Regions from separate parts of the Homo sapiens genome. Here region 1 is linked to region 2. A link is a loop called in an ENCODE intact Hi-C map of the cell type or tissue named here. Cell type or tissue: CD14-positive monocyte. All regions are shown on one strand. Links, peaks and the distances in the headings refer to the core of each region. The heading gives the core; the rest is flanking DNA.

Region 1 (16,151 bases), core at 2,635-10,634, 47 kb after region 2:
ACAGGTGTGAGCCACTGCACCCGGACGTGTATGTTAAACTTTTTAAGGAAAATTTCTAAAAGTTTTTTTTCCAAAATTCCAAACAGGTTCTGCCACTGTACATGCCCACCAGTAGTGTATTAGAGTTTCAGTTGCCCCACATTCTCCACAATACTTGATCTAGTCCATCTTTTTTATTTTAGCCATTCTAATGGTGTGTAGTAATATTTCACTGTGATTGTAATTTAAACCTTCCTAACGACTAACGATGTTGAGCATCTTTTCATGTGCCTGTCATCTGTATATCTTCTTTGGTGAAGTGACTGTTCAAATCTTTAGTTTGTTTTCCTTGGATTGTTTGTTTTCTAACTATTGATATATGATTTGCAAATATTTTCTTCCAGAGGATGACAGCCCATTCATTTTCTGTTTTGTTTTTGTTTTTGTTTTTGTTTTTTTGGGACGGAGTCTCTCTCTGTCACCCAGGCTGGAGTGCAGTGGTGTGATCTCCGCTCACTGCAAGCTCCACCCCCTGGGTTCATGCCATTCTCCTGCCTCAGCCTCCTACAGGCGCCCACCACCACACCCGGCTAATATTTTTTGTATTTTCAGTAGAGACGGGATTTCACCGTGTTAGCCAGGATGGTCTCGATCTCCTGACCTCGTGATCCGCCTGCCTCAGCCTCCCAAAGTGCTGGGATTACAGGCGTGAGCCACTGTCATTTTCTTAACAGTGTCTTTCAAAAGCAGACTTTTTCATTTTGATGAAGTCCAATTTATCAAGCTTTCCTTCCTTCCTTCCTTCCTTCCTTCCTTCCTTCCTTCCTTCCTTCCTTCCTTCCTTCCTTCCTTCCTTCCTTCTTTCTTTCTTTCTTTCTTTCTTTCTTTCTTTCTTTCTTTCTTTCTTTCTTTCTTTCTTTCTTTCTTTCTTTCTTTCTTTCTTTCTTTCTTTCTTTCTTTCTTTCTTTCTTTCTTTCTTTCTTTCTTTCTTTCTTTCTTTCTTTCGAGACAGAGTCTCGCTCTGTCGCCCAGGCTGGAGAGCAGTGGCGCAATCTCGGCTCATTGCAAGTTCCGCCTCCCGGGTTCACACCATTCTCCTGCCTGAACCTCCCTAGTAGCTGAGACTACAGGGGCCCGCCACCACGCCCGGCTAATTTTTTGTATTTTTAGTAGAGACAAGGTTTCACTGCGTTAGCCAGGATGGTCTCGATCTCCTGACCTCTTGATCCGCCTGCCTCAGCCTCCCAAAGTGCTGGGATTACAGGCGTGAGCCACTGCGTCCGGCCAATCAAGCTTTTCTTTGATGGGTTGTGCTGTGTTGCTGTATCTAAGAACACATTATGGGTGGCCATAATGTTCTGTGGCAGCTTGCCCCACATATGTCACCTTCCATCCTGAACCACATTCCTCAAACCTCTGTGTCAGAAACTATCTCCAAGGGGAAAGAGAAAACCCGTAGTTTCTTTGTCAACTCCTACCTCTTACCTTAACCATCCTCTTCCCCAGGACCGGTGAGCCCTTCCCTGACCCAGGAGTAGGGTAGAGTTGGGCTGCTTTGGCCGAGAGGGTGGCACAGTGCAGTGTTGAGGAGCTTTTCCATGCAGGCTTTCTCACTGACTGGTTGTAAGACTTTGGGCACCTCTCTCAAACTCAGTATCTTCCTCTGCAGAGTAGAGGTAATAATGGGCCTACCTCTCAGGCTGCTGTAAAGATGAAAGGAGTTAGGGCAGAGAACATACTGAAGCCCCAACAGCTAGCAGTTGGGTCAGGTTAGTTGGTATTACAAATCTTGGCTGCAGGCCCTAACTAATCCTCACCCCACTGTTGTCTTTTCAGACAGATATTGGGTTTATCTACCATTCTCCAGGTAGGTAATACTTATGGCAAATATGTATGTCTTCTGAGAAAAATCAGGCCAAGGGTCAGAATATCTTAAAATCCCCATATGTCCAACACATGGGTGGAGGGGAGTATTAGAGATTGTAAATTATTTTCTGTATTTGGTAATATTTCACTGTACATTGTGGTATTTTATTTTACCTTATTTTTTAATTTAATTTTATTTTTTGAGATGGAGTCTCACTCTGTTGCCCAGGCTGGAGTGCAGTGGCTCAATCTTGGCTCACTGCTATCTCTGCCTACTGGCTTCAAGCAATTCTCCTGCTTCAGCCTCCCAAGTAGCTGGGATTACAGGCATGTGCCACCACACCCAGCTAATTTTTTATTTTTAGTAGAGATGGGGTTTCACCATGTTAGCCAGGCTGGTCTCGAACTCTTGACCTCAGGTGATCCACCCGCTTCAGCTTCCCAAAGTGCTGGGATTATAGGCATGAGCCACCACACCTGGCCTATTTTAATTTATAGTAATAGCATTTTTCTCTGAAAAACTCAGGGCATCCCTTTGGGTCAAGTGCTAGCCTTATATTACAATCCTGGGTTAGATTTCTATTTTTTGAGGCCAGTATTGGAAGATTAAAGTTTGAGAGGAAATTTCCACCTTACCTGGCTATAACATACACTAGGTTGAGGAAAATGCTTGCCTCTACAGTGCCTGGTTCCAGACCAGGCCACAGTGAGAACAGTAGGTTCCCAAGGCATAAACAGGGGTCCCTGTTTCCTAGAGGCAACAGCTGGCAGCCTTGTGAGCACGCTATCATTGCTTCGTGGTACGAGTGACTCCCCTTTTCCTCTGCCACTGGATAGAAAGCAGGATGCCTGAGACCTATTTCCACCTTCCCCTCCTGCTAAAACAAAGGCTGGTTTCAGGGGAGAAGGAAGGAGGCTGCAGGCAGATCTCCCATGGCCTTTCTGCCTCTCTAGGTCACACACTCCTAAGGAAATGGCTAGGCCTCTGCCAGCCAAATAACCCTGGCAGTGGTGTGACAGGCTACCTGAAAGTCACCATCTATGCCCTCGGTGTGGGAGACCAGGCCCTGGTGAGCTGCCCCTAACCCCGGAAACTTTCCTATCCTGGCTGCCTCCTGGGGGCACCCCTGGGCCTCACCCTGGATATTGACCATCACATCTCTCCTTTGTCCGCTGCGTCACTGCAGGGTTGTCCCATCCCCCCTGCACCAAGTGGGAAGTTGGAGAAGCAAAGTCTGGTGTCCTTGCCTGTGACCTCCCCATTACCTTGACTATATCAGCTCTCTGGTCTCTCCAGATAGATCAAAAGCTGCTCTATGGCACCGATGACACCGATATTCAGATCTTCAAGTCAGCGGTAGTCCCGATCAACATGGCTTACTTACAGCTCTTCATCTACTGCGCAGAGGACCTTCACCTCAGTTAGAGTCTGGGTGCAGGGGAGGGAGCAGCCCTGAGATTCCCTACACGGTGATACCCTGGATCCTCATGGAGTTTCCTCATTCCTTTTGGCACTAAACTACTGTTTGGGGTAGGGGGGACAGGGTGAGACTGGAATTGCTCCCAGACTTGTCCTGTGGAGGTGCCATGGACACCCTTTCAAACGGGTCTCACACCCCCAGCCTGTCTATGATGGCCAGATGCAAACTCAAGGCTCCCTATGTCCCCCCACCCCATGCCATTGTGTGGAAGAAGAAGGGGCATGGTGGGAACTGGAGACAGGTCTGCCCAGGGGGCACCCCTCTAAATTATAGGGGAGGGTTTTCAGTTGTTCTGTCGCCACCCTATTTCCTCCTCCTGAAAAATGCTGCTGGCTCAGATATCTTTTAACTTGTTGTTCATAGAGAAACACCAGTCAGTGAATCCTCAGTTGGAGGTGGAACTAATTGGGGAAAAGGTAAGTGTAGAAATATTCTGAGACCCAGAGAGATTGGCATCTAGAGAAAGTAGTTTGGAGAGGAGGGTGGCCTGGTGGGCAAGACCACAGGAATCATCTCCCAGTCACCCACTGAGAGAAGTATGCACCCCTGCACCTGGAACTCTGTGCAGGCGGAGGCCACGTCTTATTCTCTGCATGCCAGATGCCCCCCAAAAACCAAATACACGTGGAAGAATGAGTGCGTGAATGAAACATGCCAATGAGTGAACACCATCGAAACTGTCGCCACCCCTCAGTTTCTTCATGTGTAAACGAAGGTTCTGGGCAAGAGAGTTGCTGACATTCCATGAACCTCTATGAATACGGAATAGCATTTTCCAAAGTGTGCTGATGGGTGTCATGGGTAAAAAAGGGTCCTATGTTCAAATTCGGACAATGCTAGGTTACAGTTAAACAGATATTTTCCATATTTGCCAAGCAGAATTTCTACCATATTCTATTTGTTGCAAGCAAGTCGTTAAATCCAGCCCACACATAAGCGGAGAGAAAATAATGTCTATCTTTTGAAGGGAGGAGTACCAAAGAATTTGTGAACATATTTAAAACCACCATACTGAGTATTTCCCAGTGAGTGGTTGGGTACCCCCAAAGCTAGGTGAAACGTTCTCAGGTGGTAAGTGACACGCAGTTCTCAAAAATTTTGATACTTCTGTGTTCATCTTAGTGTACCTTAAAAAGTTTAATAAGGCCAAGTAACACTTGATTCCACAGATACCACTGCTTACACATAAACTCAACTGACGGTTTTAAAACAGGCATGCTGCTGCCATTAGCTGTGTTTTTGCCCATTTTTCTTTTGGGATCTCAGAATTTATCTAGCAAAATATATGTCTATACACTCATATAGTAAGGTCAGTAGCCTTATATCTATTTAAAAATGAAGTCTATTGAAAGCTGACTTAAGGAAAAATATGAGGAATCTGAATCTGGCAAACACCTCGGGTAAGTACACAAAGGACTGGCGCTGTTGCTGCTGAGAAGTTGTGCAGGTGTCTTGAGAGCAGGGATTAGCCCAAGCACCTCTGTGCTGTGGTGTCCACTGGGAGGCTGGACAGGAAGAGCTGGAAGGTGAGGTCAGTGGAGGGAGGAGGGGGCAGGCTGGCACCAACACTGCTTTGGGACATTCCAGCTCAGGACACACATGCAGACCCAAACCGACAACCCGATATGGAACCAGATCCTGACCTTCCGGATTCAGGTATGGCTCCTCCATCATGCCCACCCTTCTCCCACATCCCCTAACATAGAAGGGAAGTTTGGATGATTGTGTGGGGGTGAAGACAGAGGGTGGGGGCCAAAAAGCATGGCAAGGGGGACTCTGCCTGATAGGGAGCATGAGGAAGCCCAGGACATATTATGGAAAACTTTACCTTTTACAGCTTACTGAGTTATCATTGACGTACCTATGTCAATGGTATGTATGACTTGTAGATATTTAAAATGTACAATTTGGCTGGGCACGGTGGCTTACACCTGTAATCCCAGCACTTTCGGAGGCTGACGTGGGCAGATCACTTGAGCTCCAGAGTTTGAGACCAGCCTGGACAACAGTGGCGAAACCAGACTCTACTAAAAAGATAAAAATTAGTCGGGCGTGGTGACATGCGCCTGTAGTTCCAGCTACTCGGGAGGGTGAGGCAGGAGAGTTGCTTGAACCCCGGAGGTGGAAGTTGCAGTGAGCTGAGCCGAGGTAGTATCACCTACTTATTTGAGCAAACACTTCAGCTAAGTAGGTGATAACAACCTGTTGCCCAAGCCAAGCCACTGCACTCCAGCCTGCACAACAGAGGGAGACTCAGTCTCAGGAAAATATAAAAGAAAAAAGAAAAGAGAGAGAGAGAGAGGAAGGAGAGAGGGAGGGAAGGAGGGATGGAAGGGGAGGGAAGGAAGGAAGGAAGAAAGGAAATGTACAATTTGATACATTTTAAAATATGTACACATCCAGGAAACCCATCATACAATCAACATAATGAATATATCTATCACCTCCAAAAGTTGCCTAATGCCTCTTGGGAATCCCTCCCTGTGATTCCTATTCCACCCCCTCCCATCCCCAGGCAACCAACAATCTGCTTTCTGTTACTACGTATTAGCTTGCATTTCCTAGTGTTTCATAGAAATGGAATCGTTCAGTAAGTACCCTTATTTGTCTGACTTCTTTCACTCAGCATAATTATTGTGAAATTCATTCATGCCATTGCTGTGTATCAGTGGTTTATTCCTTTTTGTTGCTAAGTAATATTCCATTGTATGGATGTACCACAGTTTGCTTATCCCTTTCCTTGTTTATGAACATTTCCGGTTTGGGGCTGTTACAATGAAGCTGTAAACACTTGTGTACAACCCTTAGCATAGACATATGCTTTCATTTCTCTTAGGTAAATATGTAGATGCAGAATGACTAGATTCTATGGTAGATGTATTAAGCAATGAGTGGGTCATACAACTGAACTTTCCAGAGAACTTAAATGTGCCCTTTCACCCACATATAAAAACAAAACAAATCCCTTTAAAGACACATTTTAAATGATAATATACATTTTCTTATCTTCTCAGCAACTTTGCCCTGAATATAATTAGAGCTTTTTGTTGATGGCCTGGAGCCATTATGGGAACATAGTTATTATCCTGGGCTATCTGCAGTACCGGGCTACTTGTTCCTGCACTAAATGGCTCTGAGATGCTTTCTTTTTGGGGTTCTGTAGTCTGATTTTGATCGCCTTTCAATCTGTCTCCGTCACCTATCAGCTGTTGTGGATGACAGTTCTCTTGAAGGCGGAGTCTTACTGGCCTTTTGACTCTAAGTCAGGCTTCTAAGAGCAGTGTGTAAAATAAGAACACAGTTCTGAGAGAGAACTTGAGCTGAGAGATAACTTGAGCTCTCTCATAAGTGCAGGCACACAGGAATTTGTGTGACATGGACTTGGCAACCCAGAGAATGTTTTGTTTCCTCATACCTTACATTGTGAAATACAAAATTAGCTAATGCGCTCCCCTTCTCCCTCCTGTGAACTCCCCTCCTTGCTGCTTCTAGTAGCTACCCAGTCTGCCTTCCTGTGAGTCATCACTTTCAACCATTCCTCATAATCCCTGCCTCCTTGGATGATTTTATAGACTCTGAAAGTAGGAAGACATTTCAGAGGAGGCCTAGTCCATCCCCCATCCTTGCCAAGCTCCCTCCCACCTTTTCCGGCCTGTGATGAGGGCACAGGGCTGGGATCCTCAGATGTTCTGTGGCTGTTCAGAGCCTTGGGAAATCTTCTTTTTTCATCTTCTGTTCATCTTCTTTGTTCATCTTTTTTTTTTTTTTCTGAGACAGAGTTTCATTCTTGTCACCCAGGCTGGAGTGCAATGGCGCGATCTCGGCTCACTGCAACTTCTGCCTCCTGGGTTTAAGCTATGAGTAGCTGGGGCTACAGGTGCCTACCACCAAGCCTGGCTAATTTTCATATTTTTAGTAGAGACGAGGTTTCACCATGTTGGCCAGGCTGGTCTCGAACACCTGACCTCAGGTGATCCACCTGCCTTGGCCTCCTACAGTGCTGGGATTACAGGTGTGAGCCACCATGCCCGGCCCTGTTCATCTTCTTACAGGCTCAGAACCAATGGCACAGGCCAGGCCCTCCCTCATCCCTGAGAGAGGCCTTCCAACATTTGAAGATGTTCAAACACCCCTGGAACCTCATCCATTTTCCCCAGAACACAGTCTCCAGGGTGGGGCCCTTTGGATACTGGCCTGATTGCCTTTAGCCCTTTGGAAATGCAGCAGGCAGGTGTGAACCTCTCTCTGAAGAGGCAGAACAGCCAGCCACACAGATGGCAGCATCTGAGGCCAGGTGGTCAGAAGGGGAGCAGAGCCCAGGGCACTGCAGAAAACTGGCCTGTACCAATGGTCAGTCCGAGGGCCCCAGGGCAGAAGGGGAGGCAGCACACTAGATGAGGAACCAAGAAGCAGGAGGAGAATTATTAGCAGGATGGATGGAAAGGTGGTTCCGCCATAAATCTGAACTTGGAGGACTCCTAACTTTGGAAGACCTGGATGCCTTCTGGTGCCGATCTCTCCCCTTCCAATGTCCTTCCTTAACCTGGGCAATTTCCTCCTTTCTTACTGACTAGCTGCTCACCTGGAAAGCCCTTTCCTCTTCTCCTTGGCCCCTTAGCTGTCAGGACCCAGGGAGAATGGGATGAAGAAAATGGAAAGCTGGGAGGTTCCCAGCCACATCCCAAGAACTGCTGTAAGGAGAAGAGGCCCCAGCTGAGAGGATTGAGGATTTGGGGTCCCACTCTGGCCTCAACCCAGCAGCTCTATTTTACACATGGACACATGGATTTTTTTCTTTTATTTATTTATTTTTTTTTTTTAGACAGTCTTGCTCTGTTGCCCAGGCTAGACTGCAGTGACGCAATCTCAGCTCACTGCAACCTCCACCTCCTGGGTTCAAGCAATTCTTGTGCCTCAGCCTCCTGAGTAGCTGGGACTACATGCATGAGCCACCATGCCCAGCTGATTTTTTGTATTTTTGGTAGAGATGGGGGTCTCAATATGTTGTCCAGGCTGGTCTTGAACTCCTGGCCTCAAGTGATCCTCCCACTTCAGCCTCCCAAGTACTGGGATTACAGGCATTAGCCACCGCATCTGGCCTCTTTTCTTTCTTTCTTTTTAAAAATAATTGAGGAAACCATAATGCAGAGTGGAGATGGGACACAGAAGCTTGGGTAGGAATCCTGACTCCACCCCTTACTATGTGACCTTGAGCAAGTCCCTCTGCCTCTCTAGGCCTGATTCCCCATCTCTTTATAGGGACAATCACAGTCCTCAAGGGGTTACAGCAGAGTGGTTTTGGCAACTGCATGTAGCATGAGAACTTCAGGAACTCAACCTCTCTGATCTCAGCTTTCCCATATGAAAATGGGAATAATAATAGCACCTGGTTCATGAGGTTTTTAGGAGAGCCCACTCAGCTGGTCTATGGAATTTGTTTAGCACAAGCCAGGGGCAACAGAAACCTCCTAAAGAGGCAGCTATTATTATTTATTCTTTTTTTTTTTTTTTTTGAGACGGAGTTTCGCTCTTGTTGCCTAGGCTGGAGTGCAATGGCACGATCTCAGCTCACTGCAACCTCCTCTTCCCGGGTTCAAGTGATTCTCCTGCCTCAGCCTCCCGAGTAGCTGGGATTACAGGCATGCGCCACCACACCCGGCTAATTTTGTATTTTTAGTAGAGACAGGGTTTCTCCATGTTGGCCAGGCTGATCTTGAACTCCTGACCTCAGGTGATCTGCCCGCCTCGGCCTCCCAAAGTGCTGGGATTACAGGCATGTGCCACCATGCCTGGTTTATTATTTATTCTTTGAGGAGACAGATATACTGCTGTTTAAAAAGTTGATGGCTAGACATGATGAAGACATTCTAGGCCCACGGCCTCTCCATGAGATGGTTTGGTGAATGTGCATTCAGACTGCGAGGGGCTGTATGAGGACAGTAATATCTACCAGCCCACAGTCAGGGCAGACTCAGGTGTCAGAGGGGCCTGAAGCTTATGCAATTAGGGGACTTTTTTTTCTTTTTTGAAACAAGGTCTCACTCTGTCACCCAGGTTGGAGTGCAGTGGCACGATCATGGTTCACTGTAGCCTCAACCTCACGGGCTCAAGCAATCCTCCCACCTCAGCCTCCTGAGTAGCTGGGACTATAGGTGAGTGCCACCACACCCAGCTAATTTTTGTATTTTTTGTAGAGAGAGGATTTCATCATGTTGCCCAGGCTGCTCAAGTGATCTGCCCGCTTCAGCCCCCCAAAGTGCTGGGATTACAGGTGTGAGCCACCATGCTTGTCCAGAGGGCCATTTTAAAGACAAAAATACAAAACGATCATGTGACAAGTTCCAGGCCCCTCTCAGGACCTTGCAAGGGGCCTATTCAAATGGGAGGCCCAGCTGGGCGAGGTGGCTCACACCTCTAATCCCAACATTTTGAGAGCCCTACGCAGGAGGATTGCTTTTGCCCAGGAGTTCGAGACCAGCTTGGGCAACATAGTAAGGCACCTGTCTCTACAAAAAAAAAAAAATTGTTTTTAATTACCTGGGCCTGATGGCAGGTGCCTGTAGTCCCAGCTACTCAGGAGGCTGAGGCGGGAGGATCGTTTGAGCCTGAGAGGTGTAGGCTGTAGTGAGCTATGATCATGCCACTGCACTCCAGTCTAGGTGACAGAGCAGCACCCTGTCTGAAACAAAACAAAGCAAACCCCCAGAAAACAAGAGGCCCTAAAGCCAAAGCTCGATTCGCTTGGTTCAAAATCCAGCTTTTCTATGATGAAGTGGCTCACTGGTAACTGAGCCAGGACTTGCTCCCAGACCCGCGACTCCCTACCTGTTCTTAAAATCTCCACGAGGGCCAGACCATCCCAATGTGTACCCACCGCACCTCTCTCCTTCCCTCCACAGCTACCCTGCCTCTCCAGCTACATCAAGTTCAGAGTCTTGGACTGGTGAGCAACCTGGTGGAGGCTGAAGCACACAGGGAAGGAAGAAATGAGAGCTGGGCCGGGGGCTCAGCCTGAGGAGTGTGTTTCTCTCTAGCCGCAAGAAGGACTGCCCGGATGAGATTGGGACTGCCAGCCTGTCCCTCAACCAGATCTCGTCCACCGGAGAAGAGATAGAAGGCAAGCAAAGCCTCGAGCCCACTTCCTACACCCCTCGTCCTGCGCCCGACCCTTCTCACTCTCTCTCCTTCCAGGAGTGTACTCCGGCTTCCTGCCCTGCTTTGGCCCCAGCTTCCTGACTCTGCATGGGGGTAAAAAGGCCCCTTTCAGGATCCAGGAAGAAGGCGCTGTAAGCTTCTCACATCAGCTCTAGGGTACAGTGGAGGTAGAGCTTCCCCATGTAAAGCACTAGGGCCTGGGACGTGCCCCGAGGCCCCGGCCCTGGTTTCTGTCCCTCGGGGTCTTGTGGAGGACGTGAAGCCTGTCCATGAGCAGCCACGTGCATGTGGGACAGGCGTGGGGGCACAAGAAAGGAGCAAGCGGAAGCTCTGGGCTTTCCCTGAGGAAGGGGCTTTGAGAGGAGACCATGGTAAGATTTTCAGCAGGTGGGAAGGGCGCGAAGGACGGAGGACACAGCACAGGCAAGTGTGAGGAAGCATGAGGTTATTCAGGAATGGCGGTAAATGCCAGAAACCCGACTCGAACAGGCTTAAACCCAGGGAAAAACAAGAGCCCTGTCCGCCCGGATCTACTGTGGATCCCAGTTTCTGACTGTGCAAAGAGGCCCTGGGAAGGAACGAGGCAGGGAAGGATGCTGAGGAAGAACCACAGGCATTGGTCCTCAAGGCCACTAGGAGGTCCTCACTCTCCTTCCCCCCTGCCTCATTCCCTCCTGCCTCAGTCAGACTTCCCGGCTGGGAACCTCACCACACAGCCTCCAGCAGGGAAGGCCAGGGAAGCATTCTAATTGTCCTCCTTAGGTCATGTGTGCTCCCCGTGGCTCACAGTTGCCAAGGAGGCAGGGCAGGCTCTGATTGGCCAGGCGGGTAGTGCAAACTCAGTGGTAATCACAGTTACCACCCAGCCTGAAGCATGGTGGGAGCACGGTATTCCATGGGGCAGGCAGGATCCCAGGGTGCAGAAGAGGGCTCAATGCCCAGAGGTTTCCCGGCGTGGAGGTTTCTGGAATTCTTCTCCGGGATTGTGGTTGCAGTAAGCCCCGGGCAGGCAGTGACTGGACAACCTTGTCTTTGCCTCAGGGGTTTCAAAGGAGATTGGCCTGTTCTTTTTCTCTCACCCCTTTTCTCCGTTTTCCTCTCGCTTGCCCTAGTGTATTCCCGACTCTGTTAGGGATGGTTTAGCTTATCGAGGCCGAGTCTTCCTGGAGTTAATCACCCAAATCAAGTCCTATCAAGACTCCACGATAAAGGATCTCTCCCATGAAGTGACCAGGATAGAGGTAACTGCGGGAAACAGGTAACCCAGGGAAAAACAAGAGCCCTGTCTGCCCCGGATCTACTGTGGATCCCAGTTTCTGACCGTGTAGAGAGGCCCTGGCCACTGGCTGTTGAGTGTGTAAGGATGCCTGATCAATCGGCCTGATTATTTACTAAGGCCCTGCTAGTGGCTTCATGCTGCACCAAATCCCGGTGGTTGGGGGACCCTGATGGAAAAGATAAGGTTTCAGTTTAAGAAATGCCTAATCTGGGCAAGGTGCGGTGGCTCACGCCTGTAATCCCAGCACTTTGGGAGACCGAGGAGGGAGGATCACTTGAGTCCAGGAGTTTCAGACCAGCCTGGGCAACATGGTGAAACGCTGTCTCTACTAAAAATACAAAAAAAAAAAATGTAGCTGGGCATGGTGGTGCACGCCTGTAGTCCCAGCTACTAGGGAGGCTGAGGCAGGAGAATCACTTGAACCTGGGAGGCGGAGGTTGCAGTGGGCAGAGATTGTGCCACTGCACTCCAGGCTGGGCAACAAAGCAAGACTCCGTCTGAAAAAAATAAAAAATAAAAAATAAAATGCCTAATCTGTGCCGGGCACGATGACTCACACCTGTAATCCCAGCACTTTGGGAGGCTCAGGCGGGCAGATCACTTGGGGTCAGGAGTTTGAGACCAGCCTGGCCAATATGGCGAAACCTCATCTCTACCAAAAAAATACAAAAATTACCCAGGCATGGTGGCTTGCGCCTGTAGTCCCAGCTACTTCGGAGGCTGAGGCAGGAGGATTTCTTGAACCCAGGAGGTGGAGGTTGCAGTGAGCCAGGATCATGCCACTGCACTCCAGCCTGGGTGACAGAGTGAGACTCCATCTCAAAAAAAAAAAAAAAAAAAAAAGGAATCCCTGATATGGTTAAGGAGAAATTGTGTTAATTCGTGACCTAGTTTCTCAGGGCTTTGTAAAACAATCTAAGGGATTTGGGTTTCTTCCTGAAGCCAGTGGAGGGCTACTTACTGAGGCAGGAAGGGGCAGGAGGAGCAGTAGCAATGGACTGGAGGAGAGTAAGTTGGGGTCACCCAGTCAAGAGAAACAGGAATACAGCCTTGCTGGCAGAGAGCTAGAGAGGAGGTGGGTAGGTTTCAGAGACCCTTTGGAAACAGAATGGCCAGAGCCAGTGACCAACAGAACGTAAGTGAGGCTGACTCCCCTTACTGAGGCCCATTTTCTGCCATGGGTGACGAGGTGGTCAGGGGTGCAATGCACCAAGGTGGGCTCTCTAAAGAAGGAGCAGATATGAGGGAAATGATGAAACCCATCTCTGACATGTGATGTAAGACATCCACATAGACCAGCTCTGGAGCCTACTAGACACAGGGATGTGACATCAACACACCAAGGTTTGAACCTGTGGTAGTGGAAGAAATTGCCTGAGGAGAGTAGGTGGAATGAAAGGAGAGGGAAGCTATGAGGATGCCACAGTCTAAGAGGCAGGTGAAAGAGGAGAAGGGATTTGCAGAAGCGGTTGGACAGGAGCCTGCAGAGGCGGACTCAGGAGTGGAGATTTGCAGAAAGGAGTGACCAGCAATCTTGAATGTGGCAGAGAGAAAGGGCGAGGACTGAGAGATATCTGCTGGTTATTAGGAAGATGTCAGTAGCCTTAGGTCAGGAGAGAAGCTGGGCTGCCATAGATGGGAGGGAGAGGTAGGAGCCAGTGCACAGAGACAAACCTTCTAAGAAACCTGATTGAAAAGCTGGGCTTGGGAGGCTGAGATAGGAGGATTACTTGAGCCCCAGGAGTTTGAGACCAGCCTGGGTAACATAGTGAAACCACATCTCTAAAAAAAAAGTAAAAAAATTTTTTTTGAGATGGAGTTTTGCTCTTGTTGCCCAGGCTGGAGTGCAATGGGGCGATCTCAGCTCACCACAACCTCCACCTCCTGGGTTCAAGCAATTCTCTTGCCTCAGCCTCCTGAGTATCTGGGATTATAGGCATCCACCACCACGCCCGGCTAATTTTGTATTTTTAGTAGAGATGGGGTTTCACCACATTGGCCAGGATGGTCTTGATCTCTTGACCTTGTGATCCGCCCGCCTCAGCCTCCCAAACTGCTGGGATTACAGGCATGAGCCACCACGCCTGGCCTCAAAAGTAAATTTTTTTAACGTGAAAGGAAATGAGAACAGGTGGTAGCTAAATAGGGGTTCAGATGGGAGAAGGAAAGTTATTTTTTTTCAATAGGGGAAACCTGAGCTAGTGAACAGACCGGGGGAATGCAAGAATGGGGCAGAGGTTGGCAACAGAAACAAGAGGGGCTGATACAATGGACAGGAGGCCCAAGAAAGCACTTGGTGAGAACAGCCGAAGTTGGGGGCATAGTGGGCAGCTGGAGCAGGAAGTGGGAAGGTTCAACCTTTCTGGGAGTATGAATGTGTGTGTGTGTGTGTGTGTGTGTGTAAAACCTCAGCCCTACACCCCTATCCACATTGTGTCTTCTGGGGGAAAGGGTTTAGGCAAAAAGGAGGAAGCATCTCTACTTGGAATGGGGATGGGGTGGCCCAACTCAGAGCCTACCCTAACAAGGGAGGAGACCACCCCCCTCCCCAGCCACCTGATTTCAGGAAGGGAGGGAGCCAGGGCTGGCTGGGTGGAGGGGCCAGATGATGGAAGTCCTGGAGGAACTGCCCTGGATCAGCAGGGTGCGAGGGAGCCTCTGAAGGCCTTTGAGAGGGAGAGAAGGGAAGATGGCTTTGAAAGAAAGATACCTCATCCTTGCCTCCCTGCCTGTCAATATAACCCTTGGCTTATGTACTGGGTATGGGGGGTGGGGGCGGTTATTGTTTCAGAAGCACCAGAACCGCCAAAAGTATGGGCTGTGCGTCATCTTCCTTTCCTGTACCATGATGCCCAACTTTAAAGAGCTGATCCATTTCGAGGTCAGCATCGGTCACTATGGGAACAAGATGGACCTGAATTACAAGCCTCTAGTCTCAAGCACACCGTACAGCCCAGTGATATATGATGGTAATTGTCAGATTCAGGCAATAAGTAGAGAGCAGCCACTGCATGCCAGGCCCTGTGCTAGGCTCTCTCAGGGGTATTAGCTCATGGAAGATTCATAGGCATTATTTACCTATATTTCACACATGAAAAAATGAGGTTCAGGGAGGTGAAGTCATTTGCCAAACTATAGCTAGCAGGTGGTGAACCCATGAGTTGAAACTAGGTCTTGACATGAAGTCCTTCTCTACACTGCTTTCCACACTACAACTTCACCAACCCCATCTTTTCCCCTACTCTGAACCACCTCTCATCCATCCATCCTCCACCCACCAATTCACGCATCCATCTATTTTTTATCCATCCATTCAGCCACTCAACTCCCACCCACCCACTTACCCCAACATCCAACCAACTACCCCTCCAGCCGTTCATTCACTCATCCAATATATACTTATTGCACACCTATATTGGGCACTATAGAGCAGCGGCTCTCAGAGAGCAAGCCCTGGGCCAGCAGCATCCGCATCACCTGGAAACTTGTTAGAAATGCAGATTCTTGACCCCACGCTAGCCCTAGAGAATCCAATAACCTGGGGAAGAGGCCCCACAGTCTGTGTTTTATCAGGCCCTGCAGGTGACTGGGGTGCATGCTCCAGTTTGAGTACCACTGCTGCAGAGCACTGCTGTCTCACTTTCATCTTTTTCATCTTTACTGTCTCATCACCCATTCTGAGCCTTTCTGGGCATCCCACTTCCCTACCTGTCTTTTAAAAAAGCTTTATTGAGATATAATTCACAAGCCATACAATTTGCCCATTTCAGTTTGTACAATAGTTTCTTAGTATATTCACAGAGTCGTACAACCATCACCACAATCAATTTTAGAACATTTCCTCATCCGGAAAAGGAACCCTATGCCCATTGGCAGTCACCCCCCATTTATCTCCCACCTCCCCAGCCCTAGGCAACCACTAATCTTTCTTCTGTTTTTTGTTTTGTTTTGTTTTGAGACAGAATGTCTCTCTGTTGCCCAGGCTGGAGTGCAGTGGTGCGATCTCGGCTCACTGCAACCTCCGCCTCCCGGGTTCAAGCGATTCTCCTGCCCCAGCCTCCCGAGTAGCTGGGACTACAGGCACATGCCACCACGCCTGGCTAATGTTTTGTATTTTTAGTAGAGACGGGATTTCACCATGTTAGCCAGGATGGTCTAGATCTCCTGACCTCAGGTGATCCACCCATCTCGGTCTCCCAAAGTGCTGGGATTACAGGCGTGAGCCACCGCACCCGGGCATCTACTTTCTGTGATTGTAGATGTTCCTATTCCAGACATATCATATATGGAACATATAATATGTGGTTCTTTGTCAATGGCTTTCACTTAGCATGTCTACTTGATTTTAGTATTATGAAATATTTAAAAAAAAGCATATGAAATGTGTATGT
Region 2 (16,151 bases), core at 4,203-12,202:
ACTCTATCAAATTAAAGGAGACTGAGGAGACATGGCAACTAAATCCAAGTGTGATCCTGGGCTGGATGCTGGACCAGAAAAATGACATTAGGGAAACAACTGATGAAACATGAGTCTGTAAATTACAGTATCATGTAGATGTTAATTTCTTGATTTTGAGAATTACACTTTGGCTATGTAAGATGTTTAACATTTAGAAAATCAGGTGAAGGGTATATAGGAATTGTTTTGTACTAGTGTTATAACTTTTTATAAATCTGAAATTTCAAATATTAAAAAAGGTTTTTTTAATGCTGTCTTTTTTTAATTTTTTTTTTTTTTTGAGACAGAGTCTTGCTCTGTCACCCAGGCTGGAGTGCAGTGGCGGGATCTCGGCTCACTGCAAGCTCCGCCTTCTGGGTTCACACCATTCTCCTGCCTCAGCCTCCCGAGTAGCTGGGACTACAGGCGCCCGACACCAGGCCTGGCTAATTTTTTGTATTTTTAGTAGAGACGGGGTTTCACCGTGTTAGCCAGGATGGTCTCAATCTCCTGACCTCGTGATCCGCCTGCCTCAGCCTCCCAAAGTCCTGGGATTACAGGCGTGAGCCACCGCGCCCGGCTAATGCTGTCTTTTAACTGAACCAGACTGGTCTGTAGTTACATTGCCAGCTTCCAGGCTTATCTCTAACACTGTAACACAGCTCTCTTGCAGCTCTGGGAGAATCCACCCACCTGAGATTGTCATCAGCTCCCCCAACCACCACCAAGCTGTTCTCAGCTCGAATCTTCTCCCGGAAGTCCTCCATGGCTTCAGGGTGACATTGAAGGGAATTCTGACCAATGACAAAGAGGACTGGAGTCTTCATATCCAAGAGGGGATCATCTACATCCTAAAACAGGTATAGGTTTTAGAATCGGCTTCTTCATATTCACAAAGCACTGACCCAGAAACTCCACTAAGGAGGATCAGCCATGCAACTGCAGTCAGCCTCAGCATCAGCTTGGACAAGGCATGCACACTCGCGCTCCCACTGCCAATGACCCAGCACTCAGCTTTACCACATTCTTACCCCTCTGGGGCCATCCACAGTAAGCAGAGGAAACCCAAGGCAGACAACTGCAGTGACATACTCCATTACTGACACCTGTAAATAACAGAACAGTTTGTCTAAACGTCAACTGAGTTCATGGCACCTCAGCCTACCCAGAATCCAGGAGTGGTCCAGACCCACCAGACAGTCTCACCTCTTCCTCTCCTGTCCTAATATCCGGGTGCATCTTCTGCCACAATGGCAGCAGTAAGAGCACAAGACACAAGGTATGTCATTCCATAAGCAGCCACTACCTAGAGAACTGGGGCCCTAAGAGGACCCCAGCAGGTGGCTGAACCATAGGATAGAAGGTTCAGTATTCCTACCCTGTCAACCCCCTCAACTAGAGCCCTCCTGCTCCATTTTTCTCCACAAATAGTAAATATAGTCAAGAGAACACAATGTTGCCATTAACCCTTAAGTGAAAAAAAATTCTCTCTATTGAACTTAATGGATAGCTACCAGACAGCCTAGATTTCTTGGAGCAAACTGCTAAGGCCTAACACCCTGGGAGCAGGGACTATGGGGACCTTCTTCCTCTCATAGCTATCACACTTGATTGGACTGCATGAAGCAAAATTAAGGGTTTGGACATGAGGGACACTTACACAAACTGACAGACATACAAATATATGTAAAATACGAAAAGATTCCTTGATGTCTTGGAAAAAGACTGAAATGAACACAGCATCAAATTCCAGAGCTATTAATATTTGCCAGCTACAATTACTGTTGTTTTTTAGGTGGGAGAACAGTATGGTACTTATGTTTAGAGAAAAAAAGGGATCTTTTTTTTTTTTCCACAGATATATACCCATATGTGTGTGTGTGTGTGTGTGTGTGTGTGTGTGTGTATGTGAAAATGCTATTATATTTGGGATTTTCTTCAAAACAATCTAGGGGAGAAAGAAAATGAGCAGGGTGAGATGAAACAAGCCCAGCCAAGAGTTGATCACTGGTAAAGCTGGGTGAGGATCCGGGGGTTTATTATACTACACCTGCTTTTGTTTCTGCTTAAAGTTTTCCAAAATAAATTAAAAATTGTTTTAATAAAATTTGTCTTCTACAGTTTAAAATGTAATTATATAGGTAAAGTATCTAGCGCAGAGCCTGACACACAGTAAAGGACTCAATGGTAGCTATGATTAGTGGTATTCCATCCCAGGACAACCTCCAAATAAGATAGAAATTACTTACATGACAGGCCACCAAAGCTCCTGTGTTCCAGCCAATCAAGATAATGGGTTTGTGTGGGAAATGGCTGTGAATCTTCATGGGAAGAGAAAGAAGACAGTAAGACAGGAGGCCAAAGATAGGTGCAGAACAACCCCAGAATGCTGGGTATGCCACAATGTACTGAAATACGGGCATTCTCACCTCCAGCACTTTGCTTCTCACTGCCCCAATCATATGCTCGAGACACTGTAGAACTCCTACCCCACTGCCATTGTTCAGCAGATGGGTGGCTACAGGGATGACCTGAAGGAAAGAAGTAGCCCCCACACCAGCAGAGGTAAGTTTCAAATCTTTCAATTCTGTTTAACCTAACCTAAACCCAAAACCTTGGAATTCCACATGAAAGAAGGATTAGAGGAGGCTCCACATGAAAGAAGGGTTAGAGGAGGCTCCACATTCAAGTTACCCATTTTGACCTCCTCCCACATATTCTTCTCCTCAATCCTCCAAGACTATATTCCCTGCCAGGAAGGAGTTCCTCTTGCCCCCACACATACCTTGCCCAAGCAGGACAGCTGAGATTGCCAGAAGCGGTGGCGGCGTGAAGTGGGAAACACAGAGCTGGAGGGACCAGAGGAGGCGATGAGAATCAGCGGAGAGCCAGGGAGTTTGCTCTAAAGAGGAAGAATCCCACCCAAAAACCAGTGAGTGAGAAGTGTCCTTTCATGAAATTCCAAGTATCCCAATACCTTTCTCATCCCAACCAATGCTCCTTTGCTTGTGAAATTATGTTAAGCACTATGTAAAATAAATTATTAATAATAGTTAAAGAAGCTGGCCAGTCATGCTGGCTCACACCTGCAATCCCAGCACTTTGGGAGGCCAAGGCAAGTGGATCACCTGAGATTAGGAGTTTGAGACCAGCCTGGCCAACATGGTGAAATCCTGTCACTACTGAAAATTAGCTGGGCATGGTGGTGCATGCCTGTAATCTCAGCTCCTCAGGAGTCTGAGGCAGGAGAATTGCCTGAACCCAGGAGGTGGAGGTTGCAGTAAGCTGAGATCGTGCCACTGCACTCTAGCCTGGGTAACAGAGCAAGATTCTGTCTCAAAAAATAATAATAATAATAAATAGTTAAAGAAGCCATTTATCCTCCTGCCAAGGTTCTAAGGCTTGAGTCTAAAATTTTTATGTACCATTGTTAAGTCCTGAGCCATCCAACTTACTGGTTTGTTATGAGAAAGCACACCCACAGCAGGGTCCCAGGGCCTCTTCAGTAGGAGAGACAAGGCCTCAGCTCCTGCAGCCCCAGTCTTTGTGTTGGATGACACAAGCATCCGGTCAATCAAGGTTGGGATCTACAAAGAAGAAAGAGCAAAGATGACTCCAGTGTAAAGCAGGAGACCTTCCACCACCAGCAATCAAGCAGAAGAACAGAGCCCCACTATAAGCCATAGACAGACTTCAACTAAGCCTCTGAAAACCTCCTAAGGATCAAGAATATATATAAATAAGCGGGTGAAAAGTATGCTCCCACCATGAAAAGTGAATGTGTACAATCCTTTGGAAAGCAGTCTGGATATGCAGCAAGGGACTTAAATGTATTCCCATCCCTTTTCCAAATGTTTCTACTTCTGAGAACCTTTCCAAAGAAAACGTATCAGAAACAAAAACACACACAAAAGGATGGGGACAATTATGCACAGAGACAAATTAACTATGAATAATAATAAAGTAAAAACAATTTAATATATATGTGCATATGTAAGGGAGTAGTTTAGTCAACTATCTACCTAATTGGATATTAAAGATTATTTTCGAATATTTACAAGAATTTATTTATTTATTGAGACAAAGTCTCGCTCTGTCGCCCAGGCTAGAGTGCAGTGGCCTGATCTTGGCTCACTGCCACCTCTGCCTCCCGGGTTCAAGCGATTTCTTGTTTCTCAGCCTCCCAAGTAGCTGAGATTACAGGCGTGCACCACCATACCCAGCTAATTTTTTGTATTTCTAGTAGAGATGGAGTTTCACCATATTGGTCAGGATGGTCTTGAACTCCTGACCTCAAATGATCCACCCGCCTCAGCCTCCTCAAGTGCTGGGATTAAAGGCATCAGCCACTGCACCCAGCTTTCAAATATTTACAAGGATATATAATAACACACAGAAATAATTTTGCTAAAATGTTACAGGTAAAATAGAAAATATAAAGATTATCTCTACTCAAAGCTGGGCTCAGCGACTCATGCCTGTAATCCCAGCACTTTGAGAAGCCAAGGTGGGCAGATCACTTGAGGTCAGGAGTTCGAGATAAGCCTGGCCAACATGGTGAAACCCTGTCTCCACTAAAAATACAAAAATTAGCCAGGTGTGGTGGCGCACACCAGTAATCCCAGCTACTTGGGAAGCTGAGGTCCGAGAATCACCTGAACCCGGGAGGTGGAGGTTGTGGTGAGCCAAGGTCATGACACTGCACTCCAGCCTAGGCAACAGAGTGAGACTCTTCTCAAAAAAAAGAAAAAAAAAAAAAAGAAAGAAAGAAAAAAAGAAAAAAATTATCTCTACTCCCCTAATGCTAAATGACGAGTTAATGGGTGCAGCACACCAACATGGCACACGTATACATATGTAACAAACCTGCACGTTGTGCACATGTACCCTAAAACTTAAAGTATAATAATAAAATTAAAAAAATAAAAAAAGATACATTAAGTGGGATAAAACAGATTTCTAAACAATGAATATAATAGAATCATATTTTAAAGAAAATATGCTGCACACCTGTAGTCCCAGCTACTCAGGAAGCTGAGACACGAGAATCGCTTGAACCCAGGAGGCAGAGGTTGCAGTGAGCCAAGAGTGTGCCACCGCACTCCAGCCTGGGAAACAGAGGGAGACTGTCTCAAAAAAAAAAAAAAAAAAAAAAAGACAAAATGTTAATAATGATCTCTATGGAGTTTATGGGTGACTTTTTCCTTTACAGATTTCTATGTTCCCTAAATTTCCTCAATGAGTATCAGTTGATTTTATAATATTTTTAAATCTCCATTTTCTTCTAGAGTACTGCCTTCAAGCTGTGGTGTACTAAATAAATCTGTTATTATGTACAAAAATATATATCCTGCTATACTATATACAGTGTACTTTATCTCATGTCTGTTTTTTACTATCTACCAGAAATGTGACATTACAGATGTGCAAATATAGGTTTCAGACATGTTGATGCTTACACTGAGAAGAAATATCTGCGAATTCCATGCTACCCACAAAAGGTCAAAATGACCTAGGGGAAAGGAAAAATGTTTAAATATTAGAGGCAGTTTTCAGAGAAAGAAAAAGGTTTTGAAAAATTGGAGAATAAAAAGTACTACGGTTTGATGCAAGTTGTAAAACTCCAAAAATAGCAGAAGATAAGTTGCTCTTAATTTAAAAACAGGGACACTAAAAGGATTTCTGTATGAGAAATTAGAGAATTATAACCATTAGACTTTCTCAGTTTAACTCAGGAAAGAAATATTCGTGCAACTGCTTTTACAAGGTACCAGGCTAGTACTGCAGAGGAATTTAATCTACAAGAGGTAAGGAAGACAAACACACAAATAATGGTGGGGGACAGGAATAGGGAAAGACCGATAACTGCCATGAAAGAAACAGAAGCCCAAACTGCTATGATTCAAACCACCCAATGGAGAAGAAGTTAAGAGGCAATTTTCATCTAAAGATACAGCATGTGAAATGAGACAGGCTCTTTGGAACAGGCAGGATTCCAACAGAAGATGAGAGAAAAGCCTTCCCATCAGAGACACCAGCAAGAGGCAAGAATGTGTAGAGCTTATTCCAGGCACAGATGGACAAAAGTCAAGGATGCAAGTAAGGAAGGAGGAGGATGTAAAAAGCCAGTAGGAAGGATAGGACCAAACCGCAAAGGATAAGACCAAACTGCAAAGGATCTTCATGTTCTTTGTAACTCACTCTAGAACTGTGAGCCACTCAACACTTTGAGGCAAAGGATGTGACCCTGGGTTAAGCTTTATCTAACAGTAGTATATAGCTTTGAAACCAAAAAGCCTTGACACTTGCTTCCTGTCAACAAGGGATAAAAAATCAATACTGACTTTTCCACTTGGAGCTGGGAAGACCAAGCTTCCCTGGCCCTTCCAGCATTGCATTCACTCTCAACAGCCAATTAAAAGGCTAAGGTCTATACCTTCTCTGCCCTCTTTATCATAATGGATCTAATAGTGAAAGTAGCTGGGTGAAGAGCATGATCCCATCCACCTGCGCTTTCACATCCAGCAGGCACTTTAAAAGTAAAACAATCCTATAATCATTTATATCCTTTGGGAAACAACCAAAGTATTTGTTGTGAATCTAAATATAGTCATGGGAAAATAAGAGTCCGATGGCAGAGGAACCACTGCGGAGAGCACAGCCCAGAGAGGATGTTGCCTTGAGTCTGAGGCCCTTGCTGACTGGTGTACCAGCGAGCCTTCCACTATTCCAGTCAACCCACACCGTGGCCCAGCAGCATGGGAGGAAAACACCCAACTATGCATGCTATGGAGTCCCCCCAGTGGTCTGCCATGCTCATAATATCCGACATGCACCCAGGAGATGTCCAGTCAGTAACTTAAATAGGGCAGCAGTACAAATTCCTCCTTAAAGGGAAATTATGCTAGCCACAGTGAGTGAAGCAGGGTCACCAGAGAACTGAGACCCTGGCCACTACCAACACTCATCTCCTACAGTGTATTCACCAATGTTACACTTTTACCGTAGGTAGAATGCTGAGGAGAACATATGTGAAGATGCCTACGATACTTCTGGGCCACCACTCTCTGTCTGCCAGGATCCAGTCTGGGCCCCACACTCTACCTGCCCACCACTCACCTCCCGGGTCCAGGGTTTCTACTACAGGGGAGCAGTACAGGGGAAAGTCTGGGACTCCCTTTTCATTTGTCTCTTTCTTCACTAGAAAATACACTCCACCAGAGAAGGGACCAGTTTTGTTTTGCTCACCCCAGTACCTGACACACGTAGGGCCCAAAATAAGTATTAGTTAAACAAAAAAACTAGTGTCAAATTTCCTACCATGAATATCATTAATGTATCTAGTCCTGAGTTTTATTTCAGCACTAAACCAGTCTTCTAACAAACTTGGCACCCTTTAACTTAAAAACACATAAGAAACAATGAGTCTGCAAGTTTTGGGGATGTGGCTGAGGGAACGTGTTGGCCAGGCAACTTACAGCAGCAAGATGAGCCAGCTTCCTGTGAAGCAGAAAGTAAAACTATTAAAAAAAAAAAAAAAAGTGTCAAAAACTGAATCATGCTTATGCCTGTAATCCCAGCAATTTGGGAGGACAAGATGGGAGGACTGCTTGAGGCCAGGAATTCAAGACGAGCCTATAGCAAGACCGTCTCTACAAAAAAATTAAAAATTTAGCTGGGTGTGGCAGGGCACGGCAGCTCACGCCTGTAATCCCAGCACTTTGGGAGGCCGAGGCGGGCGGATCACGAGGTCAGGAGATCGAGACATGGTGAAACCCTATCTCTACTAAAAATACAAAAAAAATTAGCTGGGCGGGGTGGCACACGCCTGTAGTCTCAGCTACTCAGGAGGCTGAGGCAGAATTGCTTCAACCCAGGAGGCAGAAGTTGCAGTGAGCCGAGATCGTGCCACTGCATTCCAGCCTGGGCGACAGAGTGAGACTTTGTCTCAAAAAAAAAAAAAAAAAAAATTTCTTTGCTGGGTGTGGTGGTAGCACACACCTCTAGTCCCAGTACTTGGGAGGCTGAGGCAGACGGATTGCTTGAGCCCAGGAGTTCGAAGTTATAGCAAGCAATGATAGTGCCACTGCACTCCAGCCTGAGTGAGAGAGGAAGATCCTGTCTCCAAAGAAAAAAAAAAAAGGCCTCAGACAACTTGGATTGATTTGGTTCTTTCTCTTCTCTCTCTCTCTCTTTCTTAGAGACAGGGACTCCCTCTGTCACCCAGGCTGGAGTGCAGTGGTGGGACTGAACTCACTACAGCCTCCTCCCACCAGCCTCCTAACTAGCTGGGACTACAGACGTGTGCCACCATGCCTGGCTAATTATTTTATTTTTAGTAGAGACAAGGTCTTGCTATGTTGCTCAGGCTGGTCTCAAACTCCTGAGCTAAAGCGATCCTCCTGCCTCAGCCTCCCGAAGTGCTAGGATAATAGGCATGAGCTACTATGCCCGGCCGTGAGGCCATTTTGTATTGGAGCAAAACACCCCAAATATTTCAAGAACCTATGAGGGTACTACTTAAATAACTGTTAATATTAGTAATAATAATTACTGTGGGCTCACTGCTTACTATGTGCCCAATTTTGTGTTAAGCCCCCTACCTGAATTAACTAATTTAATTTTCATAAAAATCCTAGATAGCTATTATTATCAGCCACATTTTAGAGATGAGACACCAGTCCAAGCTTACACAGCTAATCAGTAACAAAGCTGAGATCAGCCAGGCAATCTGCCTCCAGCATCCGCATTCTACCACATTGACGATAGCCTGATGCAATCACTGGAATCACCAAGAAAAACAGTTTAACTTTGTGCAATACTAAGTAAGAAAGCAGGGAACTATAATGATATGTTTGTACTGAATTATAAAAGTCTAAGTGTTGCTACTAAAGGCTCATGCCCTGGGGAGCAGAATTGAAGGCATCACGGCACGTTCCTGCTCTGCAATCTCCCAGTGCTCCGAGCACCAAGGGTCTGCTTCTGTCACCTTTCTCAACAAACTCTTCCCTGGTAAACCCTTCGTCTCCTTCATGATAATTCAATTCAGCCATGACTCAAACCACAAGCTGCAAGGCTAGGAAGGCTAAATGTATACTCTGGTTTTCAGGCCCCATACCTCATCCTGGAGCCAGCAGGGCTGAAAACGTTTACACCAGACACAAATGTGAAATGATACCCTGTCTCCCAATTTTAGTACCAAACCCATTAGTTTTGGCCATGCACTCCAGACCGACCAGATAATTACTTTGCCTAACCCCACATCCTGAACCCACAGGGGAGGATGGCTATCCCTAGGACAGGGCAGACCCCAATCACAGCCTTACCTTCCCCTTCAGCGTCTGCAAAGCATCCAGGTAGGCTGCCAGCATGGGCAGACTCAAGGTCTCCACAAGGGTGGTGTGCAGCCACTGGATCAGCTTGGTATCCCAGCTCACACTTGCCAGAGCCTGCCGCACTCTCCTTGCACACTTGTCCACAGCAACACGGCGCAGCACTGGCTCATTACAAGCCTGAAGGATGTAAGTGGAAGTAATAAAACATGAGGACTACCTGGTTAACAAGCAGGGGGACAAGTCAGTCAGCCAGTGAGGCCTGAACTACGAAGAGCCCACTGTGGGCGGATTGCTGGTGTCTTACCCCTTCGTTGGCCAAGCGGGCAAGCCGGTCAGACTGCAGGGCTTTGAGGATCTTGTTGAATAGCTTGTTCTGGGCCATTGTCCAGCCAGTCCTATAAGGGAAACTCTGAGGAATTATAGTCAAACCCTGGGGACGCTCCCCATGTATGTACACCATATAAAGAAGATTATGCCATAGTTTTATGTCTCTGCTAGGGAACAGTAAAACGAAGTAGCTTAGTCTAAGACCACTGACCTAAAACACAAGACCTAGATTCTTCTGGTCTCAATCCTACCAAATCAAATCGTCACAGCACACACTTGTATTAATAATACACACATACACACAATAATATACACAGTACAAGTCAAGACTAGTCATGAAAAAAGTCTTTCAGGCTAGCAAAGCTAATTACTTACTTAGTAGCTAAAATTATTCCAATCATAAATAAACGCACAGCACCACTGAACAGACGACATATTTGAATTTCATAAGTTTTATATTTCACACAAAAAGGCAGACAGGATCAGCAAGCATTTTAATGTACTAAAATCTCAGACTGAGGTAAGAATTCTATTTAAACTAGGCTTAAGAACAAAAATATAGCAGAAATATAACCAATAAAGAGGCTATTCTTCCACTCCTCAATATTCTACCCCACACTAATCTCTCTTTTCCATATATATTTTTTGTATTTTTTCTATATGCCACACAATTAGCAAATTTATTTTTGAGAGGCCTGCTCCATATAAGCTAATATGTTATCATCCCAGCATACGGCACTGGTATTCACACATCTACCTTATTGCTTATTGCTTACCTATTACTTACTGAGGCTTTGTGTGTTGCAGACATCTATCCTACTGTTCTTATCTCCACCTCATCACACCCAGTTTAGTGATATGGAGCTTATTATTGTCCCCCTTCACCCCACTCCCAGCAATCTTAATTACTCAGATGCTCTAACTCTGGCTAGTGACCTTCCTAAAGATACCAAAAGAAAGGCAATTGAAGATGCTCTATTAATATGTGTTTTCCTATTCTCCCTGCCTTAAAAAAAAGCTGATGGTGGCCAGGCGCAGTGCTTCACGCCTATAATCCCAGCACTTTGGGAGGCCAAGTGGAGTGGATCGCTTGAGTCCAGGAATTCAAGACCAGTCTGTGCAAATGGCAAAACCCCATCTCTAAAAAAAATACAAAAATTAGCTGGGCATGGTGGTGCGTGCCTGTAGCCCCAGCTACTCGGGAGCCTGAGGTGGGAGAATCGCTTGAGCCCAGGAGGTTGAGGCTGCAGTGAGCCGTGATCATGCCACTGCACTCAAAGCTTCAGTGACAGTGAGGCCTTGTCTCAAAAAAAATAAAAATAAAAATAAAAAATTACCTGGGTGCTACACCCAAATGAGACCCTGGAATGGGATCAAGGTAGCATTTCAAATCAGTCTGGATAAAGTCCCTAAATGTAGGGCTGAGACAACCACAACTGGAAAAAGAAAATCTGATCCCTACATATCATTCTACATCAAATTTCAGATGGAAGAAAAAGAAGACATAAAAGGAAGAAAGAGAAATGTAACTACATAAAAATTTCAAACTTTGGCCAGGAGTCTGTAATCCCAGCACTTTGGGAGGCCAAGGTGGGTGGATCACGAGATCAGGAGTTCAAGACCAGCCTGGCCAATATGGTGAAACCCCATCTCTACTAAAAATACAAAAATTAGCTGGGCGTGGTGGCATGCGCCTGTAGTCCCAGCTACTCCGGAGGCTGAGGCAGAAGAAGCACTTGAATCCAGGAGGCAGAGGTTGCAGTGAGCCGAGATTGCGCCACTGCACTCCAGCCTGGGTGACAGAGTGAGACTCTGTCTTGAAAAAAAAAAAAAAATTCAAACTTTAAGCCAGGCGTGGTAGCATGTGCCTGTAGTTCCAGATACTTGGGAGGCTGAGGCAGGAGGAGTCCAGAAGTTCAAGTCCAGCCAGGGCAACATGTCTCTCAAAAAATAAAAAACAAAAAAAATTTAAAAAGTATAAACAAGGTCAAAACACAATGGGAAAATGACTGCCATTTCATTAAAATAGAAAGAGGCTCTAGAAAATTAATAAGAAAAAGATGAAATACTCAAAGGTCAAAGAACACAAAAAGGCAGGTCACAAAAGAAGTAAAGTCAACTCTACTTCAAAATTAAACAGGCTGGGCGTGGTGGCTCACGCCTGTAATCCCTGCACTTCAGGAGGCCAAGGCAGGCGGATCACAAGGTCAGGAGTTCGAGACCAGCCTGGCCAACACAGTGAAACCCTGTCTCTACTAAAAATACAAAACTTAGCCGGGTGTGGTGGCACACGCCTGTAGTCCCAGCTACTTGGGAGGCCGAGGCAAAAGAATTGCTTGAACCTGGGAGGCGGAGGTTGCAGTGAGCTGAGACAGTGCCATTGCACTCCAGCCTGGGCAACAGAGAGAGACTCCAGCTCAAAAAAAAAAAAAAAATTAAACAAATGCAGCCAGGCAAAGTGGCTCACGCCTATAATCCCAGCACTTTGGGAGGCTGAGGCAGGAGGACAGCTTGGGCTCAGGAGTTTGAGACCAGCTTGGGCAACAAAGTGAGACCTTGTCTACTGAAAATCAAAAAATTAGCCAGGCATAGTGGCAGGTGCCCAAAGTTCCAGCTATTCAGGAGGCTGAGGCTGGAGGATGGCTTGAGTCTAGGATATCAAGGCTGTAGTGAGGTATGATCATGCCACGGGGCGACAGAACAAGACCTCGTCTCAAAAAAAAAAAAAAGAACCAACAAATGCAAATTAATAAAGTATTATTTTTCACCTATCAAATGGGTAAAAATTAAGAATTTAATAATTCTCTGTTGTTGTGAGGGTACAAAAGAACTCTCTCTGTATTCTGTTGATGGAAATATAAATTAGTACAACCTTTTGGAAAAGCCAATTTGGAAAAATTAATTGAAAAACCTAAGTCAGATCATGTCACTCCTTTGCTCAAAGTCCTTCAGTGGCCCCAGTTCAATCAGCTAAAAGCCAAAGTCCTTGCAATGGGCTGCATGGACTCCATGTCTTTCAGATCTTATCATCCATGACTGATCCTCACTTACTTCAGTCACGCCGCCTTCCCTCACAGCACCCTCTACTCCCCTGCCCTTGCACACACAACAGGCATGCTCCTGCATCACAGACCAGGGCCCTGCCCTTCATTACGCCAACCTGAAACAATGGCTCCCTCTCTCATCTCCTTCAGGTTGTTGCTCAAATGTCACCTTCTGCTGAGGCTTGCTCTGACCTATCCCTATTTAACACTGTAACCCTCCAGTCTTACCCTAGGATTCACTAAACTGCTTTCCAGCCATACCACTACCTCATATTCTATCCATGCTATTTATTTGTTTAGTTTGTTTCTCTCTGCCAGGGTGTAAAAGGCCAAGATGGCCAGGACTTTTGCTAGTTTTAAGTGCTATATCCCCAGCACATAAAACAGAGCCTCACAAATACTGGGGAATTAAACATCTGCTGAATAAATAAATGGATGAATTGTGTGCACACTGCATTCTAAGTTCTGTAAACAGCCAGGTCCCTATCCAAACCCTCAGACTCCATACCATATTAATGCGGAGGAGCAAAGAGGAACACAGGCACATGATTTATGTCTTTCGCCATACCAAGACAGTCAAACTGCAAGAATGCTGCTTGAAACATCAACAATCTCAATTTCTCTGGCTTCGTAAGAGACCAGCATCCTTTCCATCATATCCCACCCCACAAGATACTCTAATTTCTACAGGTCATTGTTCTAGGAACACCAACAGTATGGCCCAGTGAGTATGCAGATGGAGGACAAATTACCCTTTGTTATTCACTTTGTACAACTATCTAAATGTCCCTGGATAGAGCAAATACCCTCTAGAAAGGAGGAAAACAATGGTCCAACTCCTTTTCCTTCTGTAAAATAAAATCTCCACCTACCACATCTCCAGTTTTACAACTTAACCACAGTTACAGGATCCAGGAGAACCCTACCTAGGGACAAGGGTTCTATCCCACCCTCTAATAAAGAGCTATGTGCCCTGAGTCTTCTTGTCCATAAAATAGATACAGCTAGATTACCTCTAAGTTCCTTCTAACAATAAAAAAAAATTCAGGTTAGCTATGATTACTGACAGCAGCAAAAGTTGAGAGCAGTCGAAATCCGAGATTAGAGAAACAAAATGGGATGACTGTCTTCTTCAGAAGCGCCCTCCATCTTCAGAAGCTTTCCTTGCTAGAGCTAAATCCCCTCTTAACTGCCAAAGCCACCCATCCTTTTGTAACCCCCTTTTGGGGGTACTAGAAGCAGTCTGAGGTTTCTTGGAATTGTCCTGTTTCTTATTCCTCCCTAGTTATCTTGGCTTAATCTCTGCTACTTCATCAGGATCCAGTTTTTGTGGTTTGATATTCAGAGATTCTGGACTTCAAAGCTGAAGGGATGAAAGCCTCAACTCAATGTTGGGACTCAGGATGCCTTGGAACTGGGAAGGTTTGTTGAGACCGGAAGCTCCAGCCCCACTGGTTCATTATCCTGTTTTCTGTCCATTACTTAGATGCACAGCAGACTCACAAGAGTAGTAGCTCTCTTATGTACAGTGATTCTCAGGTGGGCTTGAGAATTTGATGGTGGTAGGAGGAGACAGAGGATGCTTACAAGTCATTTGAAAAAGCTCTCTGGAAACATGGATATATCTCCATGTTAATACACCTCTTTGTTTTCAAAGGCTAAGTAAGTTCTACCTTATTTGTGGACATTTAGGTTGTGCATTTTTTATTGCAATTTATAAGCCACTGCAGTGACCACCCCTCCCTTCCTCAAATATATACATACATATCTATCTATATTTTATTATTAATTCTTCTTGTTGTTGAGACAGTCTTGCTCTGTCGTCCAGGCTGGAGCGCAATGGCGTGATCTCGGCTCACTGTAACCTCTGCCTCCCAGGTTCAAGTGATTCTCCTGCCTCAGCCTCCAGAGTAGCTAGGACTACAGGTGCCCGCCACCACGCCCAGCTAATTTTTATATTTTTAGTAGAGGCGAGGTTTCACCATGTTGGCCAGGCCGGTCTCAAACTCCTGACCTCAAGTGATCTGCCCACCTCAGCCTCCCAAAGTGCTGGGATTACAGGTATGAAGTCACCATGCCCAGCCCTATCTATCTATATTTTATATACTCATACAAGTATCTCTGTAGGATAATTTTCTTCAAATGGAAATAACCAAAGGCTATCTGTGTTATAATCTCTGGATAAGGCCAGGAATGGTGGCTCATGCCTGTAATCCCAGCACTTTGGGAGGCCAAGGAGGGCGGATCACCTGAGGTCAGAAAGGAGGTCAAGACCAGCGTGGCTAACATGGCGAAACCCCGTCTCTACTAAAAATATAAAACTTAGCTGGGCATGGTGGTACGAGCCTGTAACCCCAGCTACTCGGGAGGCTGAGAGAGGAGAATCGCCTGAACCCAGGAGGCAGAGGTTGCAGTTAGCTGGGATCGCCCCACTGTACTCCAGCCTGGGTGACAGAATGAGACTCCATCTCAAAAACAAAACAAAACCAAAAAAACAAAAATCTCTAGATTTCCAGTTCTTTGAAAGTAATAGGTATAAAGGACCTGTAGCATCTTGAAAGTAGTAGTATACTGCAGCCTTACCTCTAGCAATCATGCTAATTTATAATCAACCAGGTTAAGCAACGAATACAATTTTTCATGTTCAACAATCTCTGGAGCTTTCTCAAAGCCTATTGATCACGTTGCAAACTTTAATTCCAACAACAGAGAATAAGGTATAATTTATTTATGAAATATCAACAGCATTTCCAAAATTATCCTGTTTTTATTACATAATGATGCTTTCCCTATTTGTTTTTCTTACTCTGTATTAATTCTGCAATCCAAAATTATGGGAGTAAGGAAAATGATGTGAATGCAAGATGCAGAGGGTTAGAAAGCTATTTAGAAATTATTACCATACACCAATGACAGCTGAAATTAAATTTTAAAACCACAACGTTGAGAGTCCAAAATCCCAGAAAAAGTTCTTAGGATTGCTGCTGGATATATAACAAAGTGACTCCAAGAATTGAAACATGATCTCTATATTTTGTCAGCTTCGTGGGAGGCTAGAAAATTAAGTGGGCAGAAAAAAAATGATCTAAACCAAGATTAAGATAAAGAGCATGCAAGAGATATAATTAGCAAAAATTTTAAAAACAGGAGACAGAATTTTAAATACAAGCCTAAACAGTCAAATAGCTGATGGGAACTGTGGTGAGCCAACTGGCACTCCCCACCCCGTGCCCCACCCGCCTATTCAATTTTCATGAGGGCAAAAATGTCTTTTCTTCCTTTCTTAGATGAGATCAGAAAATCTTTTGTTCTCCCTGCTCTGACTGAACCTGAATGATATGCTGACCTCTGGCTCATTCTATTCAAAGCAGCCAAAATATAACATTGGTCCTGAAAATATCTGGTATTTTCAAAGGTAATCATT

What was found. A loop is a pair of places that touch in the nucleus more often than their neighbours do. Peaks named below come from ENCODE experiments on the same cell type or tissue, not always from the same donor. Only the 100,000 strongest peaks of a DNase experiment are listed, where the experiment ranks them.
Region 1: it touches region 2 in a loop (2.0-fold over the local background); 5 of 110 quality-filtered maps call a loop at or near these places.

What each region holds. Positions count from the first base shown.
Region 1 is chr2:96,658,526-96,674,676 of GRCh38, forward strand. FER1L5 (fer-1 like family member 5) reads left to right here. Exons shown (of 53, transcript NM_001293083.2): 10 at 1,816-1,846; 11 at 2,800-2,915; 12 at 3,143-3,266; 13 at 3,690-3,742; 14 at 4,914-4,982; 15 at 10,226-10,269; 16 at 10,361-10,443; 17 at 10,518-10,612; 18 at 11,594-11,722; 19 at 14,552-14,729. Among named protein-coding and RNA genes, the nearest start is that of FER1L5, 24 kb to the left of the region's middle. RefSeq lists enhancers at 2,538-3,038, 3,039-3,539. In CD14-positive monocyte, for the core only: no CTCF peak of the experiment used is centred there; DNase peaks (open chromatin) are centred at 6,206 and 6,796; H3K4me3 peaks cover 1,390 bases; H3K27ac peaks cover 2,655 bases.
Region 2 is chr2:96,610,012-96,626,162 of GRCh38, forward strand. KANSL3 (KAT8 regulatory NSL complex subunit 3) reads right to left here. Exons shown (of 21, transcript NM_001115016.3): 4 at 9,661-9,751; 5 at 9,348-9,533; 6 at 3,477-3,608; 7 at 2,807-2,923; 8 at 2,451-2,552; 9 at 2,271-2,342; 10 at 1,053-1,127; 11 at 715-872. Among named protein-coding and RNA genes, the nearest start is that of KANSL3, 20 kb to the right of the region's middle. In CD14-positive monocyte, for the core only: no CTCF peak of the experiment used is centred there; DNase peaks (open chromatin) are centred at 7,490 and 8,770; H3K4me3 peaks cover 1,853 bases; H3K27ac peaks cover 4,596 bases.